Linked DNA regions of Homo sapiens: region 1 is linked to region 2. Evidence: chromatin loops called from intact Hi-C (ENCODE). Cell type or tissue: Caco-2. All regions are shown on one strand. Each heading gives the region's core, and the rest is flanking DNA. Links, peaks and the distances in the headings are about the cores only. Region 1 has its middle 56 kb from the start of SEC11C. Region 2 holds the start of RAX (retina and anterior neural fold homeobox).

The links. A loop is a pair of places that touch in the nucleus more often than their neighbours do. Peaks named below come from ENCODE experiments on the same cell type or tissue, not always from the same donor. Only the 100,000 strongest peaks of a DNase experiment are listed, where the experiment ranks them.
Region 1: a loop joins it to region 2, with 5 times the contacts of the local background. A loop is called at or near these places in 4 of 110 quality-filtered maps.

Annotation. Positions count from the first base shown.
Region 1 is chr18:59,076,137-59,092,153 of GRCh38, forward strand. No RefSeq gene overlaps it. Among named protein-coding and RNA genes, the nearest start is that of SEC11C, 56 kb to the right of the region's middle. RefSeq lists an enhancer at 14,968-15,469. In Caco-2, for the core only: a CTCF peak has its summit at 8,207 (motif pointing right); a DNase peak (open chromatin) is centred at 8,225.
Region 2 is chr18:59,261,823-59,277,839 of GRCh38, forward strand. It overlaps RAX (retina and anterior neural fold homeobox), which reads right to left and starts at 11,632. Exons shown (of 3, transcript NM_013435.3): 1 at 11,096-11,632; 2 at 10,539-10,792; 3 at 5,216-7,679. The coding sequence starts at 11,384. The coding sequence ends at 7,182. RefSeq lists an enhancer at 6,957-7,467 and silencers at 7,252-7,462, 7,428-7,587. In Caco-2, for the core only: no CTCF peak of the experiment used is centred there; a DNase peak (open chromatin) is centred at 7,429; H3K4me3 peaks cover 771 bases.

The sequences.
Region 1 (16,017 bases), core at 4,309-12,308, 190 kb before region 2:
GCTCTAATCACAATAGGAGGAGGAGGAAGTGCTGTCAGTGCTTTTTAATCAGATCTCATTTCCATGCTAATGACCCCTACCAAGGATGATTTGTATTATGTGCTGTTTCCAAGGGCACACACCATATTTTCTAGTCCCTAACAAATGATCAGCTAATTTCCGTGTTTATTAAAAATTTCATGCCCTCTTTACTGATGCAGGGTAAAAGTGTGTTTCTGTTTCCTCCTTTGTAAAAAGATAAAATTTGGCCAGATTAGAGCCTGCTGGTCTGTACAGGCTGGTGGCAACGGAATCACCCAAAGAGCTTTTTAAAAATCTAGGTTCCCAGGATCTACTCCTGGAGATTTCCAGATTGGAGTGGGGCTTAGGAATCTGTGCTTTTTTTTTTTTTTTTTTTTTTTTTTCCAAAACTTCCAAAAGGATTCCAATGAGCCACAGGACTCAAGGAGTGACAGGATTCGTTCTACATCACGGTCTCAGTTGATGACATTCACGTGCAAATAGCAACTTCTCCAAGACATGCACAGTCTTTGGCCCAAAGTCAGCTTTCTTACGCCCAAAGGGCTTCCCTAATAGGCCCCCTTTGGGAGCCATAGTCATTCTTTCAAGCGGCCAGGTACCCTTTGGCCAAAGATCTCTTCCATTATGGGTTCGTCCAGGAGCTTGGGGCACTTGCTCTCTGACAGCAGCCTCCATTCATTAACGGACTCAGGCCAGTACCAGTGCTCACTCATTCCTTTGTATGTTCAAGAAATATGTATTTGTTCCTGCTGTGTGCCAGTTACTGAGCTAAGCAGTAGGAACACTATGTAGAGAAACACAGGTGCAATTTCTGCTCCCTTTGACCTTATAGTGAGTGCCCTGCATGAGGGTCATGATAATCACACCAAAAATACCTAATTTCAACTTAAGTGAGAACTGTGAAAGCCTGACCCTAACTAGGAGGCCTGAAGTGGAATTTCTGAGAAGCTAGCCCTAAATTGAGATTTGTAAGACAGTGATACCTAGTATTTATTGAGGGCTCATTATATGCCAGGTACCTTCCTAAGCACTTTACAGAAACCAAGGCATTTAATCCTAATACAGCATGCACATAAACACTATTATCCTCATCTACACATGGAGAAACTGAGGCACAGAGCTATGTCATTGGTGCAAGGCCAATGGTGGGGGCCAGGTGGGGGCACCAGGATATGAATCCAAGCAGTTCGAATCCAGAGCCCATATGCTCAGCCACCATGTCCTGATGGGTTAACCAGGCAGGGGGTTTATGAGCAATTCTTTCCAGAAGTTTGACTGTGAAAAGCAGGAGAGAGATCGCTGGAAGCTGGAGTGTGATGTGGGCTTGGAAGGTGAGAAAGACTTAGGACATTTGCACTCCTTGAGGATTCTGTGAGGTATTTTATGTTTCCTCAATGCTTGAAGGAAGATGAGGACTAAGGAAGCTTAAAAGAGGGTCTTACCACCAGACCTGGGGGACCGAGGCCTCCTCCAAATGTGCTGCTTTTTCCCCATTGTCACACAGCCTCCCTGTATCTCCCCGGGAGGCCCCCTTGTTCCCTCCAGTTGTGCAAACATGTTCAGGATCTTCATGGATCTGGACCAGAGACAATAGAGGACACTTACAGAGACTGGCACTCTGTGGTTTTCAGATCCACGCTGGGAATGGGATGGACTTGTGAACAGTGAGCTGGTGATATCTTCCTCTGGTATCAGATGAGGCTCACAGCCTCATAAAAGCTTCTGAGACATGTAGAGACCCTTTCTTGGGAAACATCTTATTTTACAGAAGATGAACCTGAGACCAATGGGCTTCAAACAAATCAGCAAATCTGGTCATGTTGGACACAACAAATCAGTGTCCAGAACCCAACAGAACCCAAGTCCCATGAGATATTTTCTTTAACTCTAAACAAATCCCCTACTACAATCTCTGGGCTAGAAGGGCAGTCATTCTCCTTGATATCCTTTTATAAAACCCCTGCGAGAAACAGGGGAAGTCTGTTAAGGTTTTAGATACTCTACACTTCAGTGCTTACTGGATTGGGAGTTTGGAGAAGCACTGTCTAGCTGTTAATTACATTTTAAAAGTTCAAACTACTGCGTTCCATTGTGGTCTGACATATAGACACTTTGTTGCTGAAGCTAAGCATTCCCAACCGCAGAAATTTGACTTTTCAGTTGCTACTTGGTATGAATAAAGTAAGCAGGTTGTGATGACTATGGTGATGAGGGTAAAGGGTTTGAGGGGGTGGAGGCTTAGGTGAACATCAGCAGGAATCTGCTGAGGGGAGGTGGCATGGTGGGAATGGAGGGATCAGGGAAGATGGGAATGCCATTGTCTGTGTTTGCCTGAAAGGCTGCAGAAAACCACAGGACAGGCTGAAACTGGAGGGAGCAGGAGGACGCTTTCTCCACGCTGGAAATGGATCTGCAGTGGGGAGCTTCTCTGGCCCCAGACTGTGCCTTCCCAGCTGGCAGTCTGGGAGTTGCTTCCCTTTTAGGATTTTTCAATCTCAACCTCTCCTCAGCGAGGAGTGGACCAATAAACCCATGATCTTCAGCTTTCTGTTCTCCAGCTGTCAGCCTTCTTCATCATGATGACTTCTGGCAGGGCAAAGAAGGAAGACCCAACCCACTCCATTCTTGGAAGGGAAGATTTCTTACATGAATGCCGAGGCTACACTGAACTGGCATATGGTTCTTCTGTAGAGTTTTATGAGGTTTAAGGCTACATCTTGCAGATATGGGGGCTACGGCCACTAAAAAGAGATTGTTCCTGGGGCCAGACACTAGGAAAAAGGAAGTCCTTAGCCCAGGAAACTGAACTAAGAGGGCAGGCTGTGGATAGTTGAGAGAGACAGAGAATAAAAAAGAGAACTACTTTCTTTTTGTTCAAGATCAGATTGTCACAAAATTTAGTGAAGACAAAGATTACTTGGGGATGTTGATAAAAATACATTTCCTGACTCCTACATACTAACAAAAACAAGTAAGCGATTCTGATGCCTACACTTCAAGAAACACTGATATTGACATTAAGGGCCTGGATGTCCCAAAATATGCTCCTAGAGGTAGAGGATACGAAAACAGCACCATTGTGTGGAGCAGGATGTGGAGAAGGGAGCGATGACGATGAGGATGCTGCTAAGGTCAGATACTTCCATGGAAGGTGCCTGCTCCAGGGCAAAAAAAGCAGCAAAAGGTTGCTGCCTGCCTTGCTTCTGTCTCTTTATCCAGCCACCCTGTGCTTGCTCAGCAGGATTATCAGCAAGGTGGCATGCTGGCTGCATGGGGAGAGGCTGGCTCATAGCCAAAGAATCATGCTCATCCTGCTCACCTGAGAATTAAGAGCCTTATGTGCGGTGCTCTTCCATGATAGTAACGAGGGACACAATTATTGCCACACTTGGGGCTTATTCTGAGAAGGTCTTCCATACAACTTGCCCCAGGCCTTGTCAAGAATTCCTCCAGTCTCACTTCTTCCAAGCTGTTAGTCATCTAGCTAAATGGTTAGCTGCTGCCTGGGAATTAGTGAAGATCTATATATTTGGCCATCTCTTCTTCCAGGAATTCAAAGTTCTACCCATTACAAGGATTTCTCTGTCCTGCCAGAGCTACCCCTGAATGGGGCTATAATATTGTATCAACTTTCAGATGATTGCGTGGCACCTTCTGTAAACCAGGCTGAATGTTTTCTTAGTCAACTGATCCCAGGAAACCAGCCGTGAGGTCATGGCAGATGGCATTGTAGCAGCAGGAGGTGGTGCACTGAGATTGTACAGCCTCTGCTCCAGTGATGTACCGTCACTTTCAGGACCTGCCCCCATATTCCATATCCACTTATGATGGAGACCTCTGCAGGCATCCAACCTTATGACTCACTGGATTAGATAAAAATTCATTATGGATAGCTTAAGTCACATGACCACTAATGTCCCATAGCCAGGTATTCTGTTTTTACAAGGGCCCAATGGCAAGTTAGAAACTTTTTTTTTTTTTTTTTTTTAGACGGATTCTTGCTCTGTTGCCCAGGCTGGAGTGCAGTGATGTGATCTCGGCTCACTGCAACCTCTGCCTTCCGGGTTCAGGCAATTCTCCCTGCCTCAGCCTCCTGAGTAGCTGGGACTATAGGCGCCCACCACCATGCCCAGCTAATTTTTTTTTTATTTCTAGTAGAGATGGGGTTTCACCATATTGGCCAGGCTGGTCTAGAACTCCTGACCTCAGGTGATCCACCCACCTTGGCCTCCTAAAGTGCTGGGATTACAGGCATGAGCCACTGTACCTGGCCACAAGTTAGAAACTTTTACTTAGAAGAATATTAATAGCCAAAGAGGGCTTGGCTTTGATTCATGACCCCAGAGACCTTTAAGGGTTTGTCATAGATTTCATAGAGCTACTTGAGGTGCCACAGATACTTGGAGTACTATTTATAGGGGCCAGATAGCAAAGGTAGACCAGCTGGAGAGTCTTCTCTTGCCCATCACTTTCAGGAATAATTCTCAAAGCCACATCTCAGTACCATGAGAGCTACTTCCCAGGAAGCCACGTGTCACTTGGAGAGTCATTGCCGCAGCTGCTGAAGCAGAGCCATGCTTCCTCCATCATGTTTTGGCAACTAGTATCATCAGAAATCTACCATGATCGGGATATCATAATATAATCATACACTGCCATGACCAGGAAGCTGCCACAGAAAAACCAGACATGTCCAAGATGTTTTCCAGCAGAAGCAGCAGAGGTTTTGTGTGTATCTCACTTCTACCTTCCAAATCCCATGTGAATGCCTGCTTGGCAGAATCTAAGTCTCAGTCACTGCCTGTGTTAGTTTGCTGTGACTGTCATGTTAAAATATCACCAACAGAGTGGCTTAAACAACAGAAATGTATTTTCTCACAGTTCTGGAGGCTGGAAGTCCAAGATCCCGGTGATGGCAGGCTTGGTTTCTCCCGAGGCTTGTAGACAGCCACCTTCCTGCTGTGCCCCCAAATAGCCTTCTCTCTGTGCGCTTGCTTCACTGGTGTCTCTTCCTCTTCTTACCAGGACACCAGTCCTATTGCATTAGGGGCCCACCCTTATGGCCTTGTTTAATCTTAGTTGCCTCTCTGAAGGCCCTATCTCTAAAAAAGGTCACATTGGGGGTTAGAGTCCCTTCCTTCCTCCCTCCCTCCCTCCCTCTTTCTTTCTTTCTTTCTTTCTTTCTTTCTTTCTTTCTTTCTTTCTTTCTTTCTTTCCTTCTTTCTCTCTCTCTCTCTCTCTTTCTTTCTTTCTTGAGATGGAGTCTTGCTCTGTCACCCAGACTGGGGTGCAATGGTGTGATCTCAGCTCACTGCAACCTCTGCCTCCCGGGTTCAATCAATTCTCCTGCCTCAGCCTCCTAAGAAGCTGGGATTACAGGCACCCACCACCACACCCAACTAGTTTTTGCATTTTTAGTAGAGACGGGGTTTCACCATGTTGTTCAGGCTGATCTGGAACTCCTGACCTCGTGATTACCCACCTCGGCCTCCCAAAGTGCTGGGATTACAGGTGTGAGCCACCGTGCCTGGCTGGGGTTAGAGTTTCTACGTGCTTTTCTGGAACACAATTTAGAGTATCTGATAACAGTGCCCTAGCTGCAAATGGGTTTTTAAAAAATGTAACATTTAGCTTTCTGGTTTCTACAGTACAGCAGTGAGAAGCCGGGGGGATCTGTTTCAGGCCAGTCCCTTTATGGAACCCACAGCTGCTGCAAGGACCAGCCTATTAGAATCTTCGGACACAGACTCTGCAGTGGCACCAGGGAAACAAGCTTGCCTAGCATCACACAGCAGCATATGTTCAGCTGGGGCCACCGCCCCTTTTGGCTCAGCACAGGTGCAACGCAAAGGAGCTTTGCTTTTCCTGGGCTCAGGGAAAGTTGAAGGCAACCTGAGAATAGGTGCTTCCTGGGGAACGGTGTTGAACCTAACCCCCTTCCTCCACTCTTTAAAATCAGGTAACTAGTGAACTGGCACCCACCCCGAATCTCTCCTCATGTTACATCGGGGCCCAGGATACGTGTGCAAACTGAGCTTCGGAGTCACCCCACAATCCCATGGTTCCTCTACGTCAGCGATTCTGAAACTATTTGGACTCGAGATTTCTTTATATCTTCAACATTATCTGGGACCCGAAGAGCCTTTGTTTATTATGTGGAATATATCTATTGATATTTACTATACTAGAAATTAGAAATGGAAAAAATGGGATAATATTTATAAATTCCTTTAAATATAATAAATTATACATTTCATGCTAACATATTTTTATGGAAAATACCAGTTATTAATTTTGAGACAGAGTCTTGCTCTGTTGCCCAGGCTGGAGTGCAGTGGTGCAATCTTGGCTCACTACAACCTCCATCTCCTGGGTTCAAGCGATTCTCATGTCTCAGCCTCCCGAGTAGCTGGGATTACAGGCACATGCCACCATGCCCAGCTAATTTTTATATATATATATTTTTTGAGACAGAGTCTCCCTCTATTGCCCAGGCTGGAGTGCAGTGGAGCAATCTCGGCTCACTGCAACCTCCACCTCCTGGGTTCAAGCAATTCTCCTGCTTCAGCCTCCCAAGTAGCTGGGATTACAGTCACGTGCCACCACACCTGGCTAGTTTTTGTATTTTTAGTAGAGACGGGGCTTCGCCATATTGGTCAGGCTGGTCTCAAACTCCTGACCTTGTGATCTGCCCACCTTGGCCTCCTAAAGTGCTGGGATTACAGGTGTGAGCCACCACACCCGGCTAATTTTTATATTTTTAGTGGAGACAGGGTTTTGCCATGTTGGCCAGGTTGGTCTTGAACTCCTGATCTCAGGTGATCAGCCCGCCTCAGCCTCCCAAAAGTGCTGGGATTACAGGTATGACCCACTGCGCCTGGCCTCTTTTTTATTTTTTTTTTAAGCTCAGGGTAGGGCATATATTTTCAAAACAAAAAATGCTAGCGAGAAGACTGTCATTGTGCTACAGTTTCAGAAATCTCTTTAATAGCTGGCTAAATAGAAGACATAGCTGATCTTACATCCGCCACTGCTGTCAGTCTGTTGCAGTATCACATATCATGTAGCTTCTGGAAAACTCCAGCATACACTCACTCATAAAGGAATGAGAAGGGAAAAAAGCAAGCATCTTGGTTTTATTCTGAAAATAGTGTAGACCTTATGGATTCCCTGGAAGTCTTTCAGGAACTCCTGGAGGGTACCCAGATCACACTTTGAGAATCGCCGCTCTAAGCCAATATGCAGATTAATGGAATGAATAACCGTGGTGTATTTCCCACCTAAAAGACAGGCTCTGTGCTGAAGACCGACACTGACAGCTTTCGGCCAGGAACTTATCTTTCCCAGCAACAAAGAACAGGGTAAGATACACATGAAAGTTTTAGGGGATCATGAAAAGAAGGAAAAAAAATTCAGAGACAAGACAATTGGAATACCCTTGACTGAGACTCAAAAAGAAAAATGAAACTTTTAGTACATCATATTGAAAATCCCATGGATTCAAAAAGAAGGCAGCATGTATGTAAGCCAAAGTGACGGCATAAGGAGTTCTTTGTTAGAAAACAGGGAAAGAGAAGCAAGAGAGCAGGCAGGCAGAAGGGCAGCCAGGACCATCAGCTCGGGTGCGTGAAATGAGCACGGGGAAAGAAAGGGGTTTCTTTTCTGTTTTGTTTTAAGTAGAATCGTAATTGGGATGGGAAGGGACTTTAGAGATAATCTATTCAAGGACATCATTTTGTAGTGAGGCAACTGTGTTGTCTCCTGCCCGAGTTCACCCACCTGCTCTTCCTACCAGACCACGTGGGCAGTGCACTGGAACAAAATCTCTCTATCAGATTATCTCTCCTCTGTTTGTCTCCCTCTCCACCTCTGTGTTCATATGCATAACACACACACACACACACACACACACACACACACACACACACACACACACACACGTTTTCTTTCCAAATTTCCTCTTAACAAAGTCTAAAGAATAATCACTGTTTCTTGCCTCTATGATTTTTTTTGACCTCCTCTGAACCCCACACATTGACGAAGTGCCAGCCATAGCAATAGTTTCAGACCCGTGGAGTCAGCTGTGCTGTTGCCAACCTCCATCACCTGTCCGCCTTTATCCTGGGCTCTGTTCCTGTGGATTTGAACAAATAGATGAGCGGCATCGGAAGAAAGCTTTAGCTGCATGTGTTTGGGTGACCACGAGAGGGCAGCACGTAAGAGACCAGTGTCGGCCCCGCTGCCTTCTTGAACACACCGGAAGCCTCCTAGGAAAACTGCAGATTTTGTCAGACTGTGAAGTAGAAGAGTCAAAGAGCCTTCATTGCTTCCTTTTAAATGACCAGCCTACTAAGGAATTTAGAATGCCCAAGTAAGGTTTTCACTTAATCCTTTAAGAAATACATCTAATATTTCTAATCTAATCTATCATTTTCAATGGAAAACAGTATTTTTTTTTTCAGTGATTCTCACTGCTTTCTTTCTGAGGAACTTGAAATGAATCTTATGTTTTATTTATTTTTCAATTTCTAAGGTAAGGACTGCTGGTCAGACTGGACTTCAAAATTCCTGGATCCTTAAGACCCAATGCATCAGACAAATGTCCTGCTGGATCCTCCCACCGTCAGCTAAGGGACAGTGCTAGCTCTCTGGTGAGGGAGATCCGTGTGGAGGTCTCTGGCATTCCTGGGTCAGTGGATGGCTGGGAGAACTGCTCAGCTCCAGGTTCCAGGGCCTCTGATCAAAGCCAACCCTGGGGGCCAGCCAGAGATATCGCAAACCTAAGGACTAACGTGGAATCTACACCTGCCTTGGGAGTAAAGAACAAGCAGGGTGCTTTCCGGGATGGCTTTGGGATGAGATGCCCAAGACTTAGTGCCCCTGGCATTGCTCAGCTCTCAAGCTGACTTCCACAGCACCCCCATGGAAGCTTCATTGGTGCATCTTTGGGTCTTGAATGCAGTGCTACAATATTGACGAGGAAAGTCTCCTTGGAACCACAGGAAGACAAAAGTGCAGAGTGATTTGCTGGCCTTGGCTAGGACAGGGTCCAGGGTGCAGCCAAGGGAGGGTGATCTAAGCCAGCCATTCTCCTAGTGTGGCTCCTGGACTATGCGCAACAGCATCACCTGGGAGCTTGTTAGAAACACTGGTTCTCAGTTCCCATGCAGACGTCTTGCATCAGAAAATCTGGGGCTGGGGCCCAGCAATCAGTGTCTCCAAAGGCCCTGAGATCATTCTATTCAAGTTTGGGAACCAGCAACACAGCATTTAAGTGGAAATGTTTATAGTTGCAAAGCCAGGTGAAGCTTGAAATGCATCATAGAGGAAATGAGGACAAGAATGTAGAAAAAGAGTAAAAACAGAGAGGAAAAAAATTTACAAGCCATCATAGAGTGAAAGAGCTTCCCCTGCTGCCTGGGGGTGTGGGAAATGAGAGTTGCACCTGCTCACAAGTATGACCAGCAATTTAATATCTATCTAGAGCTTTCAACCCTGCCATGTCAAATTTATTTAGCTAAAAACAACTCTTGTGGTGGTGACCTTTTATTCAGCTAATATTACTCCCCTCAATGCCTCCAAAGCACACAGAGAAATTGGAGGGCTGATGAAAATCTTTAAAGTCTACTAAATACTAAAGCCTTCCCAAACACTGTGTACTTTTCAGAGAGAGTTTCTTTTTATTGGAATTTCAGATTATTGAAAGGTTATCTGTCTCCTGTTCCTAGAGGGATTAAAATAAAACAAAAGCAAGAAGAACACATTGTGATGTGTGCTTTCCTCGCTGAACTGGTGGTGCTTATCTGACTGCAGTGATGGGCAGCCAGTGGGAAGATGCCAAAGTCCTTCCAGAGAATTTCCCCAGGAACTTGGGAGGCTGAATCACCAGAATGAGAAAGTTCTCTGGCATTCTGGGGATGCATTTCCTTCCACATTGCTGCATCCCTGTATGCTGGAGTTGCATGTGACTGCCCCATGCCTCAGTTTCCTTTTCTGGAAAATGACAGCTTCAGGCTCTTCATGCTTCTGGCAGCCATGATTCCCCTCTGCCTAGCTCTATTCTTTTTCTCTCATTACCTTCCTGGCTCTTTTCTGTGTTACATCGCCATTCCTTGGGTTTCTTTTCTCTGATCTATATATTTTGTTCTGTTTCATAATTTTACATTAATTTTTATTTAATGCCACAAGCCGCTTACCTGCTTTGAGCTCCACAAAACCTATACTTTGAGGTAGAGTAGAATTGGAAGTTAGAAAACCAGATTCTGAATCTTTAAGCAAATCACTTTAGTTGAACCTCAGTTTTCCTACCTGTAAAGTGCTTGCCATGTGCCAAACAGAATTGTTTCATTTAATACACAAAACTCATAGAAATAGATACTAAACAATCTTTCCAAGTAGATATTGTTAGTATCCCATTTTATAGTTGAGAAAAATGAGGCTCAGAGGGGTTGAGTTCCCCAAGATCACACAGCTCATAAATGGCAGAGCTGAGATTTCAATCAGGCAGTCTGACCCCAGAGGCTGCACCCTGACTACTTATTATTAACAGTGTCTGTCCCTGCCTTGCAGTTTCGTTACAGAAGGAATTGAGACAACATCTGCAAGAACCTTTTGAAAAACGACCACTATGCAAAGGGAAGGAAGCGTGCTATACTTTTCCATTCATAGTGGAAGTAGAGGACCCCCACTTTTCATGATCCCTGTTCAGTCATAGCTTTTGTTCAAGTTGTCTGGTCGAGTTGTTTAAAGACAGTGGGCAAATAAAAGGGAACAAAATGCAGAACAATTTTAAGAGTCGGAAGCACAAAATCATGACAGAAACAAGATGAGCCTGAAGTGGAGGCTGGTAAGGCCCGGGAGATGGAATAGGCCCCCCTTTCTTACTGTAGTCACAGACATCCTCTTCCTAAACCCCAGAATAACAACTCAGCAACTGCTATGATGCTGTTGGCACTGATTGGAATCCAACCCCAGGGCTTTGCCTCAGCAACTGGAGTTTTTTCTTCTACTTATAATTAACTCTTCTTCTCCATTCTCACCTCTGTTCTCACTCTCTAATTCCCTCCTCTGTTTTTTAGAGATAGGGTCTTGCTCTGTTGTCCAGGCTGGAGGGCAGTAGTGCCATCATAGCTCACTACAGTCTCTAACTCCTGGCTGCAAGCTGGGAGGATTGTTACAGGCCTGAGCCACCGTGCCTGGCTCCCCTCCTCGATCTTCTCTCTTTATACCCCCTTGTGAGAGAGACTGCTGTGTGTTCCCCAACATCTGTCTTCTCCTTTCATAATAGCAGACTGTAGCTAGGCACATGGTTGCCCAGCTGAACGCCATTTCCCAGCCTCCCTTGCAGGCATAGCCATGTGACTTCATATTCCCTGACTCAACAGTTAGAGACATGTGTTTACTTATATATAATCTAGTTCACCTGACAGCTGGCTGTGTGATGTGGGCAGAGATGTGCTGGCCACACTTGATCTCAGTATCGCTGAATTCATCTGCTCTCGCTCACTCTGCTCCTCCCAATTCAGGTGTAGTCTGGCTCTGAAAGAATGCAGCTTGCCAGTGTTTCTTTCTCTGGCCATCTAGCTTACTCATATTACTTTGATATCATGCTTTGTTAAAGCACAAAAATGCTCTCCCTGGGCTGGGCTCCATGGCTCACACCTGTAATCCCCACACTTTGGTAGGCCGAGGTGGGTGGATTGCCTGATGTCAGGAGTTCAAGACCAACCTTGCTAACATGACGAAACCCTGTCTCTATGACAGGGTGGCGCCTGCCTGTAGTCCCAGGTACTCAGGAGGCTGAGGTGGGAGAATCACTTGAACCCGGGAGGTGGATGTTGCAGTGAGCTGAGATTGCACCATTGCACTCCAGCCTGGGTAACAGAGGGAGACTCCATCTCAAAAACAAACAAACAAACAAACAAACAAACGTTCTCTCTGCATGTGCAGAGGAACACACTGCCTAATTCTCTGACCCCTAGACTGTCAGGGAGCTGAGCCTGGAATTTGGAGGCGGGCAGAGAGAAATGCGATTTCTTTTCATCCCATAGTAGAAATGACTCTAATCAACAGCTAATCATCACTATCTAATGGGGTCTGCTCTGATCTGCCACAACAAAAAGAGAACTCATTGAGGTTGCAATGAGCTATGATCGTGCCACTGCACTCCAAGCCTGGGTGACAGGGCAAGAGCCCGTCTCTTAAAAAAAGAGAGAAAACCTATACTTGCTGCTGTGAACAAGGAGAGAGAGTTTGATTAAGCAGGATGGACATTTTCCAGATGGGCTGCAAGGGGGTAATGCTTTTTTCAGGTGTAAAAGTGAGTTTATTAATGAGTTAACATGGATTGAGGACTTACCATGTACCTGATGAGGTACTAAACCCTTTAGATGGGTTATTTAACTTAATCCATCCCAAAGTCTCTACTACTATTTCCATACTATAGTTGAAAAAAGTGAGACTCAGAGAGGTTGAGTCACTTGTTCAAGGTCACACAGCTAGTAACTGACAGAGAAGGGTTTGAACCAAGGCCAGCTGATTCCCTGGCCTCTGCCCTTAATCAGCACTCTGATGAAGACTACGTGGCAGTCCTTGGGATGGGAGATTCCAGATCATAGGAACAGAGATGCTCAAGGAAGCTTTGCAATGACCAGAGGCTGTGGCCCTTCAGGCACCTCCTTGCCACTTGCCTTTGTCCTCTTCTGATACCTGCCCTTTGGCTACAGGGTAGGATCCTCCCTCACGTTCTTCATTGGTGGGCTCACTGGGCTCTCCCAGCCTTTCCAGCCTGATCCTCTAATTGGTATCTCATGTAGAGGGCTCTGTGCTGGTGACTAGTGGGTGATGAGAGCTCTGGCACCTGTTTGGCCAGTAGACAAATGCTACAAGTCCTTGTACTCTCCTTTCCCTGCAACCTCTCTAAGGGGTGGAGGCGGGGGGGTTCAGGAAGGGGCAGGAGCTTTCCATGCTGTAGGCCCAGGGACTTCCCCTCAGCTCAGGCCTGGGACCTCTGGCCACAGTTCCTGGGCCAGGGGACTTAGCCCACACATAAGAAAGAACTAGGAACCAGGACTGTGAGACTTGAGATCACATCATGAGTGATGCTATTTTTCAAAAAGGAAGTAAGAGGTCGGGTGTGGTGGCTCATACCTGTAATCCCAGCACTTTGGGAGGCCGAGGCAGGTGGATCACTTGACGTCAGGAGTTCGAGACCAGCCTGTCCATCATGGTGAAACCCTGTCCCTACTAAAAATACAAAAAAATTAGCCGTGCATGGTGGCGTGTGCCCGGAATCCCAGCTACTCAGGAGGCTGAGGCAAGAAAATCGCTTGAACCTGGGAGGTGGAGATTGCAGTGAGCTGAGATCGTGCCACTGCACTCCAGCCTGGGCGACAGAACAGGAGTCCATCTCAGAAGAAACAAAACAAAACAAAACAAAAAAACAAAACACACAAAAAACCAAACAAAAAAACCCAAAAAACAAAAAACAAAAAAACCCAAGGCTCGATTCCTGAATACCTATCTTGTTTTCCCAGTGACAAAATACATTCCTGGAAGGTGAAATATTTTTCTCCTGGAATTATGTGCTCTTTAACCCCTTTCAACACTTAGAATCTACCTAATTCATGAAGTGGCACCAGCTTATTTGACTTGTCCTTTTCTTTCATCTGTATACAGCAATGTCTTGTGTATTAGTTTCTTAGAGTTGCAGTAACAAAGTACTAAAAAGCGGGTGGCTTAAACCATAGAAATGTCATGTCTCACAGTTCTGGAGACCTGAAGTCCAAGATCAAGGTCTTCAAAGTCAGCAGGGGTGGCTTCTGCGGGCTGCGAGAGCAAACCCGTTCCATGCTCTCCCCCAGCGTCCATGGTTTGCATGTTCCACGCTTTCCCCCAGCATCCATGGTTTGCACCCATTCCATGCTCTCCCCCAGCATCCATGGTTTGCACCCGTTCCATGCTCTCCCCCAGCATCCATGGTTTGCACCCGTTCCATGCTCTCCCCCAGCATCCATGGTTTGCACCCGTTCCATGCTCTCCCCCAGCATCCATGGTTTGCACCCGTTCCATGCTCTCCCCCAGCATCCATGGTTTGCACCTGTTCCATGCTCTCCCCCAGCGTCCATGGTTTGCACCCGTTCCATGCTCTCCCCCAGCGTCCATGGTTTGCAGGCAATCTTCGGGGCTCCTCAGCTTGCAGAAGCACTGCCCTGATCTCTGCCTTCATCTTTATGTGGCATGTTCCCACTATCTGTGGCCACATTTTCCCTATTTATAAGGATATTTGTCATGTTTGAATAGAAGCCCACCCTACACCAGTATGACCTCATCTTAACTAATTATACTTGCAATGACCCTATTTCCAAATAAGGTCACAATCCTGAGGTACTGGGGAATAAGGGCTTCAGAATATGAATTTGAGGGGAACACAATTCAATCCATAACACCTTTCAAAACTTTAGGTTTCTTTTTCTTTTTTGAGACAGGGTCTTGCTCTGTCTCCCAGGCTGGTGTGCAGTGGTGTGATTTTGGCTCACTGCAGCCTCAACCTCCTAGGCTCATGCGATCCACCCAGCTCAGCCTCCCAAGTAGCTGGGACCACAGGTGCACGCCACCACATGTGGCTAATTTTGTTTATTTTTTGTAGAGATGAAGTCTTATTACATTGCCCCATCTGGTCTTGAACTCCTGGGTTCAAGCGATCTGCCCATCTTGGCCTGACAAAGTGCTGGGATTACAGGTGTGAGCCACCGTGCCCGGCCTAAAACTTTAGGTTTCTAATAAAGCACTTCTAAGGGCTCTTTGAGACAATATTTTCCACTGTGAATGAGGAGGTATATGAAAGAAACTCTCTTAAAACACAGTGAAACTGCTGTCGACAAGACAGCTGCCTCTCGGCATTAAAATGCAAAATTGGCCAGGGAGAGCACCATTCCCTTTGCTATGTGAGATGACACCGCCATCTTGGGCATGGCAACTGAGTGCACTTCCATCCTTGAAGTCTATTATTTTTGCAATGAGTTTCAAAACAGGCAGAAGAAACAGCTGCTCTGGTGTGAATTTGCTCCCTCCCCGTCACTCTGGCTCCAATTATCTGCTCAGAGACACCAGAAGGAAAACACTTTGCTCTTCCTCCCACATAGACAGAGCTTGTCCTCCTTTCAGATCAACTAAGGGGCAGTTTGCAGCAGGGTTCTGCAGAGGGAGACATTCTTGTTTGGCCTCACAATCTCTCCTAGTCTTATGCAGATTTCTGACAGTCTGTTATTTGTGTGGTCTTTGAAGACATGGTGGCCCTGCAGCTGAATGGCGCTGGGCAGGCCTGTGGCATGGAATAACCAGAGGGCCATGGAGGGGCAACTTTTACAGCCACCCCTCAATGTTGGCCAAATGTGACTCAGCCTGATGCACTGCAAGGTGAGTCTGAGGATCACATGCAAAGGACAAGCTGCCACTCTGTTGTGTTTTTGATTGGAAGGGTCGGTGTGTGACTTGTCTTTTGAGGGTAGTGACATTTCCTTTTCTTTGTCCTGTTCAGCATATCATGGGGACTATGAACTTTCTGTTCTTGCCACTGACATTCCCCTTTCTAAAAATCCAATCAAATAACTATACAGGTCTAAGGAGAGATGATGAGGAGATGATGGGTCTCCGTGAATGGCACAGAGGCCACATTCAGAGTAAAGCTGGGCATTCACTTGGGCATAGGAGGCCACTTCCAATACCACTCATGTCGCCTGACTCAACATCAAGGAATGTAGGGACCAAAGTAAAGAGTGATGTCCCCAACCTGCCTTCATCCCAACCTTTGCCCTGTCTTCATGTCCGGGCAGGTGCAGCCACCCAGCTCCTCTTTTGATTGTCTTCCCGTCCCTGAGACAGAGTTATGGAAAAGATCCTCTGATGGTTTAAATGTATGCCTTAGGGTCAAGGGCTTCTTGTTTTTCGCTTTTCGCTTTCAGGGTCGTTTTTCTTTTCCACAACAGTGCACATGAT
Region 2 (16,017 bases), core at 4,400-12,399:
AGTGAACAGGCAACCTACAGAATGGGAGAAAATTTTTGCAATCTACTCATCTGACAAAGGGCTAATATCCAGAATCTACAATGAACTCAAACAAATTTACAAGAAAAAAACAACCCCATCAACAAGTGGGCGAAGGATGTGAACAGACACTTCTCAAAAGAAGACATTTATGCCACCAAAAGACACATGAAAAAATGCTCATCATCACTGGCCATCAGAGAAATGCAAATCAAAACCACAATGAGATACCATCTTACACCAGTTGCAATGGCGATCATTAAAAAGTCAGGGAACAACAGGTGCTGGAGAGGATGTGGAGAAATAGGAACACTTTGACACTGTTGGTGGGACTGTAAACTAGTTCAACCATTGTGGAAGTCAGTGTGGCGATTCCTCAGGGATCTAGAACTAGAAATACTATTTGACCCAGCCATCCCATTACTGGGTATATACCCAAATGATTATAAATCATGCTGCTATAAAGACACCTGCACATGTATGTTTATTGCGGCACTATTCACAATAGCAAAGACTTGGAACCAACCCAAATGTCCAACAATGGTAGACTGGATTAAGAAAATGTGGCACATATACACCATGGAATACTATGCAGCCATGAAAAATGATGAGTTCATGTCCTTTGTAGGGACATGGATGAAGCTGGAAACCATCATTCTCAGCAAACTATCGCAAGGCCAAAAAACCAATCACTGCATGTTCTCACTCATAGGTGGGAATTGAACAATGAGAACACTTGGACACAGGAAGGGGAACATCACACACTGGGGCCTGTTTTGGGGTGGGAGGAGGGGGGAAAGATAGCATTAGGAGATATACCTAATGTTAAATGACGAGTTGATGGGTGCAGCACACCAACATGGCACATGTATACATTTGTAACTTACCTGCACGTTGTGCACATGTACCCTAGAACTTAAAGTATAATAAAAAAAGAGAGAATTATTCTCATCGTATCCATTAGATGCACATAAATGCTGAAAGAGGAACAAGGATTTTATGGAGCTTTTAGGAGCCTACAGAGCAAAAAATAAGATTTTATGTGAATGCATTTGTTTTGGGATAGCTTCTGGGATGTTCAGGTGGAGGAAACCAGTAGGCATTTGGAAATTTATGTACAGTTGGGTCCTTATTTCCCCTCCTTAGGCCATGCTCCTTGAGTGTTAGGACTTTATCATTACATGCCCACCATGGTGTGTGTGTGTGTGTGTGTGTGTGTGTGTGTGTGTGTGTGTGTGTGTGTGTGTTTTACGACAGAGTCTTGCTCTGTCTCCCAGGCTGGAGTGCAGTGGCACGATCTCGGCTCACTGCAACCTCCATTTCCCTGGTTCAAGAGATTCTTCTGCCTCAGCCTCCCGAGTAGCTGGGATTACGGTGCCCGCCACCATGCCCGGCTAGGCCCACCATGTTTTGTAACGGTCTGCAGATTAGATAAAGACAGCAGGAAATGAAGATGGTACAGGAAAGAACACAACTAGAACCTCATTTTAAAAAAATATCTCTAGAGAGACTGCAGAATCCAGCCACTGTTAGGATTGGAAAAAACATTTTGCAGACAACTTTGGACAGGAAGATATTCTTGTATACAATTCATTCAGAATCCACTAACATAAACACACACACTTATACTAAGCACAGAGCAGAGGAAAGCTGCTTCTCAAATGAGCTGTCACATTTTAGGTGTCTGTGGTGAAGTAATGAGGGAGCAGAGATCTTAGAGACCTAGTGCTCCAGTGAAGTTTGTTGACAGTACTCTGTTTAAGGTCCCAGGAACAAGCAATGTCACAGTCACGACTGGGCCACAGATCTCCTGACTCCCAGGCAAAGGAGCTGCCACTGCACCTGCCATTAAAAAGCCGACGGCTCAGGGTGCTGGGGAACCCTGCAGTTTCCGTGTCCGCCAGGGCTGGGGGAGGTGTGGTCAAGGATCTAGATGATTTAATCCAGTTTACCAAAGGGGTTTTATAGTGAGCAATTAAGGCGTGGTAAAGGCATTAATCACTAATGAGTCATTAACTCTGCCCACTATTGTACAGTTAACAAGCGGAGGCCAGATTATTAGAGCTGGTCCCCAATAAAAGGGACGACAAGGTCACAGAGAGCACCATCCGCCTCCACAAGGGTCGGGTGCGTCCGTCTGGCGCTGCGGGGTCTCGCCTTTACCAGGAGGGCAAGAAGGCACCAAGGGGGAGTGCGGAGCTCTGGCTACCTGAGCGAAGAGGAAGTGCAGCTGTTAATTACTTTAATTGTATTTTGTAATAAATTAATTTTTAATTTTATCTTCCCTGACAGTCTTTCCCTGCCCACCTCCTGGAGGCTTGGATTCCATTCATGTAATAAGATTCTGCTGGTGAAAAGGAGCTCTTGGAATGTAGGCTGGAGAAGCGGACTGGGCAAGGCTGGGAGTGGGGCTGGGAGCCTGGGGTGAGGGGCGGAGCTGGATGGGATGGATGATGGGGACAGCATCTCATCAAATGCTGAAGCCGCCAAGGCTCTCGGGTCCGCACCCAGGGTGCCCTCACCGTACGCCGACCGTGTGGGGAACACGCTCTCTGGAAGCTGAGTTGGGGGTCCTGGTCTCTCTTGCCGCCCCCTGCCCCCAGCTTCCTGCGCGTGGGCTCCAGCGGTCTCCGCAAAGACTTTCAGCTAGCCTGTGAATTTGGACTAGAGAGGGAGCAATTGGCATTCCCTCTACCGTCACCAGATTCTAGATTAACTGGGGCGGGGTGGGGAACAGGCAGGGATTGTCTCCACTAGTTTGACAATTCCCATTCCCCAAACACTGAATATGTATTTAGGGTAAATAAATTTAGCAGGGTGGTCCCAGTTTAGTTGGTGACCTCTGGTCAAAGCCCGCCCCTCTTGGGGGTTCTCTTCCAGTCCCTCCACCCCATCCCACCCTGACCAGCCCGGATCACCCTCCTGAGCAGCGCAGGTGGGGGCTCGGACCGGCAGGGGACAGAACCGTGTTCGGAACTAGGAAATCCACTAGGGATACACAGCCTGGACCGGTCCAGGGCCGCAGTGCCTAACCCCAGGACACCGAGCGAGGGCGCCTCCGCGGTCCTACGGGAACCTCAGGACACTGAGCGAGGGCGCCTCCGCCATCCTACAGCTGTTCTCTTAACGTCGAGCCTCTGGAGCCCAGCAATCCAGAGAGGCCGAGCCCTCAGTCCCCTGCGTCCGTGCAGGAAAGAAATTGGGCTGCGAGCATCGCCAACAGAAGCCGGGAGCCGTGGCGCGCATTATGGACACGCCGCCCTCGCGCGCAGAGACTGCTCCAGAAAGGGAAAAACGCAAAACTTAAAACGCGGTGGCTCACGCCTGTAATCCCAACACTTTGGGAGTTCGAGGCGGGAGGGTCGCTGAAGGTCAGAAGTTGGAGGCCAGCCTGGCACACATAGTGAGACCCTCGTCTCTACAAAAAAAGTAAAAACAAAAAACATTAGCCGGGCTTGGTGGCGCACGCCTGTGGTCCCAGCTACTCGAGAGGCTGAAGCAGAAGCATCGTTTGAGGCTGAGAGGTCAAGGCTGCAGTGAGCTATGATTGCGCCACTGCACTCCAGCCTCAGCGCCAGAGCGACACCCTGTCTCTAACAAAACAAAACAAAAACTGCCGTGGGGCTGGCTGATGGTGGCCACGGGGTCGCGGGGGAGGTCCGCTCCCGGCAGGCTCCAGCTCTCTGGGTCAGCGGAGGTACCCCGAGGCTCAAAGAGCGGTCAGCTCCCCACCTCCCCAAAAGTGCCTGACTCCGCCCTTCTCTCGGCGCGGTCCAATTCGCGGCGTCCTTCCCCTCCCCGCCTTCGCTATCTGAGAGCCCCGCCCAGGCCCCGCCCAACCTGGTTCGCAAGAGCAGAAGAGGATCCCGGTCTACAGACCCGCTTGCTTTCCTCCTAGGGCGGGTCAGAGCAGACGTCGTCGGGGTTTGGGAAGGAAGCATCTCCAGACCTCTTGAATTGACTGAAGCCAATAGAGGCTTGCCCTAGGTCTGTGCTTGGAGCAGCACGGTGCCTTTTCTTCTGGAACCTCGTAAGACCCATGTGGTTCTTGTTTTCCTTCTGTGGGCACTGGTAGCATCACCTGAGCCAAATTTGCAGCCTCATTAGAGAAGATTCAAGAACCATTGCATGTGATTCTTGGGAAAGTGATGCAGGCTTCCCTCGGGGTCCCTGAAAGCCTCATGCCCGTCCTAGACCGAGCCAACAGTCTAGTTTTGGAAGCTTGTGACTCAACTTCGGCCGGCGCCTCTCTGCAAAGCGTTTTCTCTAGCCATGGGCTTGAGCAGAGGGGCCCCAAGTGTTTCAGGGCCATCGGGGTTTTAATGCTCTTTATCACAAGCTGCTCACCTCCAGCCAGAGTTAAGTACTGGATTCCCGTCCCATCTGCACCCCTACTCCTAGAGCTGGCAGTGAATCTCCCACCCTCAGAGCTGCCCTGCGGGGCTTGGGGACGGGGGAACCCTGGGGCAGATGATGTGTGAAGATCTCTCCAGGAGGCTCAGGAAAGCACAGCTAGTGCCCAACGCTCAGGATCTCAGTTCCCAATATGGCCTAATGAGCTGTCGTAGAATTGATATAAGGAGCACTTATCAGCAATGTTTTCCCAACACGCACTATGATGGACACTTTTGGTTATTTCAGCCCCAGCACTTAGAAACAATGTAAACTGGGACAACCTCTCCATGCCTCAGTCTCCTCATTTATAAAATGGGGCTAATTGTATCTTCCTGGTAGGATTGTGGTGAGGCTTAACTGAGCCACTAGATGGAAACCTCTCAGAAGAGTGCTGGCACATAGTAAGCCTTCAATAATTATTAGCTATTTATATTTTCGTGATCATTTTCCAAGGGCTTGTCTCTGAAATGATGCCTGGAGAGATGGTTTAGAAGAAAATCTATTCTCATCTGAAACTAAACAGTAGAAGAGGAAGGGGAAGTAGCAGAAAAACTCATAAGGAAAGAATTGAAAAACAGCACAGAGGAGAAGAAATGGATAATCTTGGCAATGATCTAAGGGAAGTGAAGAAGATGCTGACGGTGGCATGCTCAAGGTCACAGGTGCCCAAGACTGCGGTAAGAAGGAGGACAGGGCACGTGTGGTACTCACTTGGAGCCCATGAAGTTGGAAGTTCTGTAAATAAATCATCCCTAGGGAATGAAAGAATGAAACAAATGATAGGCCAAACACACATTCATTCTGGTTTTGTTTTGTTTTGTTTTCTTGCTAAAAGGTGATAACACACGGGCTGCTCCATCCTCCTCCCCCAAGGAGACATCCTTGTGAGGAAAAGTGCAGATATTACTCCCTACCTCTTGGGGGGGAATAATTTATTCAGTACATTTTTACTGATCAGCCTACTGTGTGCAAGGCACCATCTGGAGGTCTAGGGGTACACAGCCCTGGTTATGCAATAGCCTCTTAGACCCGCAGAGAAAGGACTGGAAACTATGATGAGGCTTCCCATATTCCCAGCTCCAGCGTGGTCATCCTTTTCCCAAGTCGGTTTCAGGAACCGGAGAACAGCCAGGGAATTTCGGGGAAATGGGGACGATGATTACAATCCATATTGCGTCATGCCAGGGTCTTGGTACTTTCCACAAAGCCTTTACAGGTGATCTTATTCCATCTTTCCCACCTTCCAGAGAGACAGAGTTTATTTAGACGAGGAAAGGGGACTGGGAGCTTCACTAATTTGCTCAGGACCGACAGACAGTAGCCAGTTGATGCTAATTAAGGCTCTGGGGGCATCATCCTGAAAGCACGCTTAGGGACGGGGGTTGTGGGGTGGACGCCCCCCCCCCCCCCGTGCCAGGACCTGTTGGCGGGCATCCAGGTTCTGCTGGCGGTCGCCCAGCTTCCAGTGTCAACGGTGGATATCGAGCACGCTCAGGCGGGAGTCCGGGACTCTCCTTCTTCAGAGAGTCTCAGGAGATTGTGAAGCGGGCTGAGATTTCGAGATTCCTTCCTCGCCCTAGAGCCGGCGCCAAAGAACTGCAGATACTGTCCAGGGCACGCCCGCAAGAACTAGCTCTCGGGGCGGTGGCGTAGGGCGCTCCAGGACACTCTCCGAGCGCGGCACCTCACCAGACGCGCCTTTTACCGAACTCTGGGTTGGCGAGTGTGGAGCGAGTTGGGGAGGTTAGAGAGTCTCGCGGCTCCGAAAAGGAAAAGCATCTCTTTGCCTCAGTTCTTGTACCGCTGGTGATCAACCTTGGGTGTTAGGGACTGGCACCGAACCGGAGATCTGCTTGGTGAACTGAGAGGAGTCCTTAGGAGAGCGGGGACGCCAGGGGCCGGGGGACACTTCGCTCTCGCCCTAGGGAAGGTGGTCTTGACGCTTTCTATTGAAGTCAAACTTGAAAATATCAGCTGCCGCTGGACTATGGGGCTAGCGGGGGAACTGGGAGCGCGCTAGCATCTGAGCCTTAGCCCCATCCACTCCGGACCCCAAGCGCGCACGCCGGCTCCAGGGAAGGGCGCCTCTGGTCTAGGCCGCCGAAGCGTTCGGAATGGGGACGATTCTCTGCTGCAGCGAAGTGTCCCTAGAATTTTCACAAGGAAACCCTGAGCTTCTTCTCAGTCCTCCTCTTTCCCTGACCCACCCTGTCCGTCAACGCACCCTCCTCCCGTACCCCAATATTCACTCCTCTCCCCAAGTCCTGAGCGTGCTTAAACAGAGTCGAAACAAAACAAGCATGTCTTTAATTCTCCTCTCAAATAGTTTGAAACTACTTATACAAAAGTTTCTCAAACTCTATTTTTCCGCCTCCCCTGCTTCCCTGTTATGGTTATCTGGGGGTCTCCAAGCCTCCTGGGAATGGCCAAGTTTAGGAGCTTCAGCCTGTTTGGGCCTGGAGGCTCCAGCGCCTGCGGTGATGGGAGCGGCGTGGCCAGCGGGGCCCGGCAGCCTGTTGCCCTCCAGCTGCAGGGCTGAGGTCCGCGAAGTGCGTTGAGGCGGCCAGAGGGCCTCTCCTCAGGCCTGAAAGTCGCCCTTCTCCCCGTGCATCGGGAGCAGGCGCGTGGCCCTGAACTATGCTTGGCGGGTGGCTGCAGGCGACAGGGAAAGAGGGGCCGAGCTGGGGAGGGGGGTTGTCCCTGGGAGAGAGGATGCGGGTACGGTGCGGTCGGCCCGGGGTCGGATCCCAAGACGTTCCCCAGTGCCCCTAGAGGGCCTGCCACGGCTTCCCGATGGCCTGGATGTGCTCCTTGGCTTTCAGACGCAGCGCCGCGATGCTGCTGTTGCGCGGGTCCGCCTCGTCCAGCGGGAACTTGTCCCCGAAGCCGGGCCCGCACGGGTAGGAGGGCGGCGGCGGCGCGAGAGGTTGCAGGCCGGGGCCCAACGGCGGGGAGTTCAGGAAGGGCGGAGGCGGCGGCGGTGGCGTGTAGCTGGCAGGCAGGCTCTGCGCCGGCGGCCCGAAGCCCGGCAGGCTCTGCAGCGCCGTGGCGCCCCCGCCCGGCAGCGGCGGCCCGAGCCAGGACTCCAGCGGCAGCGCGCCCCCAGCCGGCCCGCCACCGCTGCCCGGGCCCGCCCCGAGGGGCGACAGCGTCGCGGAGGGCGGGGAGCGGCTGAAGGAGAGGAGGGGCGAGTCCTGCAGCTTCATGGAGGACACTTCCAGCTTCTCCTGCCGCCGCCACTTAGCCCGTCGGTTCTGGAACCACACCTGCAGGAGAGAGCACAGGGGCCGTCGGGCAGCAGCGGAGGCTGCGGCCGCGTCCCCAACCCTGAGCCGGTTCAGCTCGGCGGGCTCCACTCCGTCCCCCTCAAATAAAACTAGGGGCGCAACTGTTATGCATGTGCCGAGAGAGGCCCGGATCTTCCTTCCTTCCACCCACTCCTACTCCTCCCACCCCGCGTTCTCTTTTCTTTTCCATCCCCTTTCTCTCTCTCTCTCTCTCTCTTTTTTTTTTTTTTTTGGCCTCTTCTCTCCATTATCGCCTCTTCTGAGTCTCTTTGTCCCATCCTAGTCCTCCGTGGCGTCCCACCCTTTTCTCTGTTTATCCATAGCTGTGGTTGTATCTGTTTCCAACTCCTAGTGCGTAGCAGAAGCTCAGAAAAAAAAAGTGAATTTAACTCCGCAATCGAATCGTAGAACTTTGAAACGAGATCTCACCAATTTTCTGTGACCTTCTGGTTGGCAGCCCCTCCTAACAGTTTAGACTTGCTTGTTCTCTGTATGGTACAGATCTAAGTTGCTGTATTTTGGTCTCAGACTTTCTCTGCTTTACCTACCCTTTGTCTCTAAATACAGGTATAAATAAATATTGTTAAGTAGAGTAATTGGCAAGAATGGGCGTTAAAATTCAGCTCTTTTCACGGATTACTGGTTATGATAACTAGATAGGAGCAAGTGGGGTTTATTTTGCCCCAACCATATTTGAATTGCTGCTTTAATATTTTTATTTTTATTTAATTAATGTCTGCTTACTATTTCTGCTGTTTGTTATTACTTTCAAGGAGTACAATCATTCCAGTCTATTATATCTACTTTTACATTACAAAGTTAATTTTGACATTACCCTAAGACCTTAGCTCAATGACAAGGTTTTTTGCTTCTTCTTCTTTATCTGTACGAAGTCCTTGCCAAGAGTAACGTCGGGTTCTTCCAATGAAACTTCATTACTGATTTGATAAAAGTGCTGGAATATGTGTAATTACATTTTTACTACCAGTTCCACCTTCACAGGCAAGACAGAGAATCCGTTTAGTAGAGAACACAAAAGAATTTCAGCCAAACTGGTGGCTTTAGTGCTATATTTATGAAGGGAAATGGGGAGATTGTTGCAACCTCAGAAGGGAGAAAGTAGTTTTCAGTCAATAAGGGCAGGGGACCCCCGAGGAGAGCTGAAAGAACAGCAATCCAGCACCCAAGCACCGCAGGGCAAGTGTGTGAGAGGCTGCAATTAGGGAGAAAAAGAGAAACAACAAAAGTGTAAGTACCCTGTACCATCCTAGAAAAGATTCATCTGCATATCTAAGGCCTCAAGTCTCCCTTAAATATTAGATACTTGCCAACAGTAGAGAAAAGAAACACTGATTTGGGTGAGGGCTCCTGTCCCACCACCTTCTCGGCTTCCCTGTCTGTCCCACTCAATTCCCTACCACATCAGCTGTAGCCTTCAGATCTAGTGTCCCAGGTTATAGACTGAAGGATTGAGGTCGGTTATTGCAATGCTCTACTGCTGCCCTCGGTGTGGGAGATCCTGCCTAGTATCTCTACCATCTGATTACATCATAGTCATGTGTTAAGAATGGCCATATGCTGGGTGCTGTGCTGGCCCTGTGGTCACAAAGAAGTCACAGACACTGTTCTCAAGAATCTCACAACTTAGAGGAGAAGCCAAAACTCCTGAACAAGTAATGAGGGAGGATGCAGGTGGGCTCAAGTGCCCAGGGAGCTGAGTCTGCTTTGCTTGGATTCTGTAGGGTACTGGAAGGCTTTGCCTCTACTCTTTCTCTTGTATTCATTCCCTCTCCCATCCTTCTTTTTTTGAAAGCAGGTGATAAAATTTCCACCCCTTCAGTGAAATCACTGCAGCTTTACTGCCCCAAATTAGGAGACATTGAACTGTCCTTGCTGGTTAATCCCAAGTCACATTAGGGAATTATATTTTTTAAGCCATGACTTTTACTCATTACTTTCAACTCTTAAACTAAGCAGAAAAGAAAAAGCAGCAGCTTGTCCTCTTTTACTTTTAAGACATGGATAAAAGCTCCGAACACTTGAGTGTTCTCATTTCCTGGAAATCTAATTTATTAGACACACACAAAAATCCCATCTTAGTTCCACTGCCTTTCAGATGCAGTGAAATTTGTTCCCAATGTCTCTCTTTCAGCCCTCTGTAAACTCTCCCAATTTGGAAATCCTCCCAGATTTTTCACAGATGACTAGCAAATATTTAAGGCTTTCAAATATTTTAATGATCAGGGATTAAAGATAATTCAGCTTTAATTAAAGCGAAAACCCCTTTACAATAAAAAGAAAAGGCCTTTGCAGCGAGAAGTTTGGTTGGATGTGCACCAGAAAAGGAAAAGTCAGTTTCTTAAATAAATCCACCCGAAGTTTCAACTGCGAGGTGCCAGGCCCTTCGCAAGGAAACAGGGTTTTCGTTTCCAACTCGGTATTCGCAGCTAGTGACGAGGGTGGCATTTGGGGCCCCAATCCTGTCACCCTCGATCACTACCTGCATTCCATTTCCACTCAGCAACCCCCAACCCCTTCCTGGCTATGTCTAATGAGCTGTCGGCCTCTTCATCTTGCAAGTCATTCCCATCTTCTATTTTGAGTTTAGAAGAGGGAAACCCCCAAAGGGGAGCTCGTACTACAAACTGGAACAGACTGCTTGAAGGGCGATGCACAGGGAACATCGAAGATCTGTGCCTCTCCCTTGAGACTCTGGGCATGCCAAGTCGAGGAAGGACAGTAATAAATGCATGGACACCCGTGAATTCCGAGAAGCATTGGCTGCAATTTGGGCCTCGGGCCCTCCCAGATCCCAGTTCCTCAACCTGGGCGCTTTACCTGGACCCGGACCTCTGGTAGGTTGACCTTGCCGGCCAGCTCCTCGCGGCTGTACACGTCCGGGTAGTGGGACTTCTCGAACGCGCGCTCCAGCTCATGCAGCTGGTACGTGGTGAAAGTCGTGCGGTTCCGCCGATGCTTTTTCTTGGGCTGTTCCTCCTCTGACAGTTTCGCTTCGCCGGTGGCTGGCCCGACGGGCAGCCCTGGGCTCGGCCGTGCCTCCCCGGGCTCCTTGGGGCAGTAGGGTCGAGGGGCTGGGGCGACGAGGCCCGGGAGGGTCAGATGCACTCCCCAAAACACCCTTGGGCCGACCCCGCCTCGCTGTGGGCACTGGCCAGCCCGCCTGCGGGCTCCGAGATGGCCCGGGGAGGTCCGTGGTGAGGGCGGCGATGGGTCCTAAGCTTTCTCTGAATGCAAATTGGAAGCTCCCGCCATAGACGGTCCCCAACCCCGCGCCCAGTTGCCTTAATAAAAGTTAAGGAAGGGGCGCTCTCGTCTGGCCAACTCCTAAGCTCGGGCGCCCGAACGGCCTCGCACAGCCAGGGGTGCGCACTCACCTTCGTACTCGGGGGCGGGCGCCGGGGCTGGCGGCGGGGAGGGCTCGGAGCCTTCCTCGGGCGCCTTGGGGCAGGCGGGCCGCGCGCCCAGCCTCCTATCCCGCTCCTTCGCGCCCCGGGCGCCCCGCTCCGCCGGGAAGGTGCCGAGGATCCCGTCGTCCTTGGTAAACCCCAGGATGGCCTCGATGCTGTGAAGTCGCGAGGTGCTCCCGCCCGGGCTGCGGAGCAGGTGGCCGGCAAGCGAGAAGCTCCCGTCGGCCATGGCTGGCGCGCAGCCCGGCAGGTGCATGGGGAGCGCCGGGAGGCGGGAGGGCGCTTTGGAGACGGAGAGGAGAGGCTCGAAGCCGGGTCTTCCCGAGTGCGGCGGTGCAACCCGACGGGTCCCGACCCTAGGTCAAGCTCCGCGGGCGAAGCCCGCCCGGGCTGCGCACGCTGGGGGTGGCCGAGCGCTCAGCCCGCTGCCGCCTTAGTCCCAGAAGTCGGAAGTTCGGGCTCGGGGTAGCTGGGGCTCTCGGCGCTAAAGGCGGGGAGCCAACTGGCCCTCGGCTCCTCCCCTCTCGCCCTGGACCCAGCCCCTTCTCTCGGCCCCTCCCTCCACAGAGGGGCGTGTCCTCACCCGGCCCAGCCACAGGGTCCTCTAGTGGCCACCCCTGGGCCGGCACTAGGAATATTCCCCTTCCACCTCTTGATCCGTTTTAAGCTTTACAAACACACTCCGGGGATCCGCGGCGGGATGCCTGATGGGCTCGGGAACCTGGTCGCGGCGCACCCCTAGTCCTGCCTCAGTGGGGCCGACGCCCTTGGGCTCATCTCTCCCCTTGCGTTTGTCTCCCTCTACTTCGGGCTTACCCTCTCACTTCAGACTACCCCCTGGGGGTCACCTCCCTCCTTGGACGCACCCCTCCCCAGCTTCAGACTCGCCCCTCTAGCCCCCTCTGGCTCACCTCCGCGGGGCCGCCACCCTGGCCTGTGCCCCCTGGAAGCGCCGAGACCCAGCCGAAGGCTTCCCAGCCCCGCACTCGTCGCAGTTTGAATTTCCCCTCGCTGGCTCCCTTTTCGGGACCCACTCCTTTCTTGGCTGGGTTGTACGAAGTCCCGGACCTCGCGTTTAGTTTGTCCGTCTATATCTGTTGTAACTCCTCCCAGTCCCCTCGGACTTGAGCGCCGGCAGCCTCCCTCCTTCCCCGCAGCGCCCACCCCAGGGCCATTTATGTCCGCAAGTCCGGTGACCTCTAGCGCCCGATCGCCCAGCAGGAGACTGGGAGCCCCGAGTCGGATGTGCTGCCGGGCTCAGGTCCCGCAGGAGACCCACCTGGAGTTCCTCGCTCCCGCCCCTTGTCCTGCGGGGAGGGCGGGCTCCTTTACTGATGAGCAGCGGTGTCGCACTCCCGCCTCCCTCCAACACTCCGGGCCAAGGAGATGGCCCAGAGCTGGCTGGGGAAGGACCTTCTCCCGGGGAAGAGGCCTCTCGCCTCCCCGAGGGTTCAGGAGTAATTGGCTTGCAGTTCTTTCTCCTTTGGACCCCCTCGAGGCTTCCGTGGCCCACAGTGACTGATCGGCCACTTGGAAAGATGATTGGATAGGGTGAGTGTGTTTCACCTCCAGCAGCGCGGATGGACAATGGCGCTGTGAACGTCTCACCCCTCAAATCTGAGGCGAGACCCGAGGCGAGCGCTTGGCCTTCCCTGAACTGGTGGCCTGAACCGTGAATTAAAATGCTTTCCTATAAAAGCTCAAGGACCTAGAGGACAATATCCCTAAAATCTCCTTTTCAGTAGGCGCTCTGATCTCCACAGCAGGGGTGTCTTCTTTATCCCGCTTGCGTTCAGACAAGCGTTTGCTGCGTCCCTTTAGAGGGCAAGGCAACCGTCGAGGGCCACGTCGTGGGCATCAAACAAATTGGGAAAGGCCAGGGCCGTTGGCCTGGTGGAGTTTAACGTCCAGTCTGGAAGACAAGACAAAGGAAGAGGGAAAACACACATCCTCAGATCCCCAACCTTTAAATTGGTGTTAGAAGGATGTTTGCGGAGGACAAGTCAATTTCTTAAGGATCATTCAATGGTTAATTCCCCATGATGGGCATATCTACTTTTAATAAAACTATATAATGGCAAACTAAAATAAGGGCAAGCATGTGACTGCAGGAGATAGAAATTGAACTAATTCAAGTCAGAAATTATCTTTTAAGAAAAAAGCTAAAATTAATGAAAGTTAATAGCACTTTACAGTGTTCACATATTACTTTATTTACTTATTATTTATTTGTCTGTTTATTTTAGAGACAGGGTCCCTCTCTGTTGCCCAGGCTGGAGTGCAGTGGCATGATGGTGGCTCACTGCAGCCTGGAACTCCTGGGCTCAAGCAATTCTCTCGACATGTCACTTTGTAGGTTTCAGAATCTTCTCACATTCTTCATGTCATCTGATCTTCACAACCTTGTGAGGTGAGCAGGACAGACATATTGGTCCCCATTTTACAGAAGAGGAAACTGAGGCTCAAAGTGATACAGCTATTAAGTGGAAGGGTCAGGACTAGAACTCAGGCCACTGACTCCTTGTCCAGTGTTTTCTGCCTGCAGCTCATTTGTAATTATTATTGTAGTGTGTGATCTTTTTGAAAAGAATCAAAGCCCATCTTAGCCTGCAGTCTGTCTTTAATCCTTCCCTGAGACTGGATTCTGCATCTAAGAGGCGGAGGTAGAAGCAGTTTAGCTCCCAGAAGAAATAAAGTCAGAGCCTATAGAGAGTGGGCTTTGGGTACCGGCATCCAGGGCAAATTAACAAACCCTCTGGAAAGTCCCCTGACAGACCAGGTTTTGCCTCCTCCTCCGCCCCTCCTCCACCTTTCCAGGGCCCACAAATGGCCTGGTGGCACCCGAAAAGGTCTGACTGCCAGTGACATAGACCAGGTGGCTGACGTGCTGAGGTGGTGGTGATCAGAGGGCAGCTGTGGGGATAATTAATTGGTATTTGTTGTTCCCCCTCTGACCGAGAATGCTTTTTATGCAAACTTCCCCAATATTAAATTGATCTCGATAATCACCGCTAAACAAAGATTGGCAGCGTTTCCTTAAGCTCCTGCCCACACGCTGCTAAGGGGTTTATGGCCTTGTTTTCCAAAGTTAATTCCTCTGGAACTGCCCAGCTCCTCCTAATAAGTCCAGGTGAGGTTAGCTTTTATTTACTGTTTGTTTCAGAGTCTGGGGAAAAAAGCAGAAAAGACTTCAACAGCCACTGGCGAGGGCAGGGGTGGTGGTGATGGGGGTGGGGGAGACAGGGCAGAGGAGGACAAGGGGGAGTTGGGGCTTCCTTTGTGCAGGACATAAAGAGCTAGTCAGTACCATTGTGGGCACGGTGGAGGGTACTCCAAGCAATCAGCCGGGGGTCATTGTTAGGGGCTAATCTACGTGTGTATTTCCCAAGAACTCGATTAGGGAAGATGAATGGACTGGGCCATGTCCCTAATTCTTCTAGCATGAAGCTGCATTTTTCCAGCAGTTAGGCTAGCTCATAATCAGCCCTGCTTCAGCAACAGTAAGGAGCCTGGCTTCTGAACCCCACCTCTGATTAATTCATTAATTCATTAGATGGATCAAAGAAAACCCCTCCTTCCATCCCCCACCTGCGGCCAACCTTAGACACAGCTAAAGCCCCATTAAACTTCGGATGGTTGGGAGACACACATTTCCAAACGTGAGGAAGTTGTAGTATAAAGCGACTCCTTGATCGTGGCTGTATGGAGAAGGTCCAATTTCTGGAAGTATTCTGGATGAACAGTCTCACCTACAACACGGGGGAGACATGCATATCCCTGTGCACTGGACGGAGAAGGAGAGGGAGAGCGGTGAATTAAGGACATTCAGCCACAGTCTCTAGTCATTTCACCTCTCAGCGATGTTTTACATTAGGGTGAAAATGTCTGTGGAAAGGCCTATGATATATCAATTCGTAAAGTGTATCAAATAAACTTGATTGTCTGCATGTAGATTTTCCCCATAGCAGATGTATTTTAATCCTGGAATAACTCCCCCTGTGTCACGCCATATTCGAGGACCTCCTCCTCCCACTAGCTGATACACGTGCAAGAAAGGCAACTTACTTTTAGTTTTAGCCAGAGCAAAACACAACTCATATAATCACTAAACACGCACACACACCATACACACACACTGAAGTTCAACAAATTCAGTTGTCAAGAGTTAAGAATACATACAAGAGCTACTATTTATTGAATGCTAAGTACATGTCAGTGGGTATATGCCATAAGCTTTTGAGTATTATTTTACATGAATTGCCCAATTTAGTTCTTACGATAATCCTATGATGTAGATGCTGCTATTATTATTATTATTAGAGACAGAGTCTGGCTCTGTTGCCCAGGCTGGAGTGCAGTAACATGATCACAGCTCACTGCAGCCTCAACCTCTTGGGCTCAAGTATCCTCCCACCTCAGCTTCCTGCAAAGCTGGGACTACAGGTGCAGGCCATCACATCCAGCTAATTTTTGTATTTTTTTGTAGAGATGGGTTTTCGCCATGTTGCCCAGGCTGGTCTTTAACTCCTGGGCTCAAGCAATGTTCCTGCCTTAACCTCCAAAAATGCTGGGATTACAGGCTTGAGCCACCGCACCTGGCCAGTAGACACTATTATTATCCCTACTTTACAGATGAGGAAACTGAAATACAGAGAGGTTCTGTAGCATGTCCAAGGTCACACAGCTGGTTTCAAGTAGAGCCAGGATCTGAACCTAGGTGTTTTACTCAGGAATGCTTCCTTCTGCCCACCATGTGTGCTACCCCCAACACGGTATGTGTATTAACATGCACCATTAATTCTCCAGTGGCCATAAGAGAACCAGCAGATAAATTAAAGCAAGAAAATTTGGGAGTCAAAGGTAACAAGAATAATATAGTTCAGAGTGAT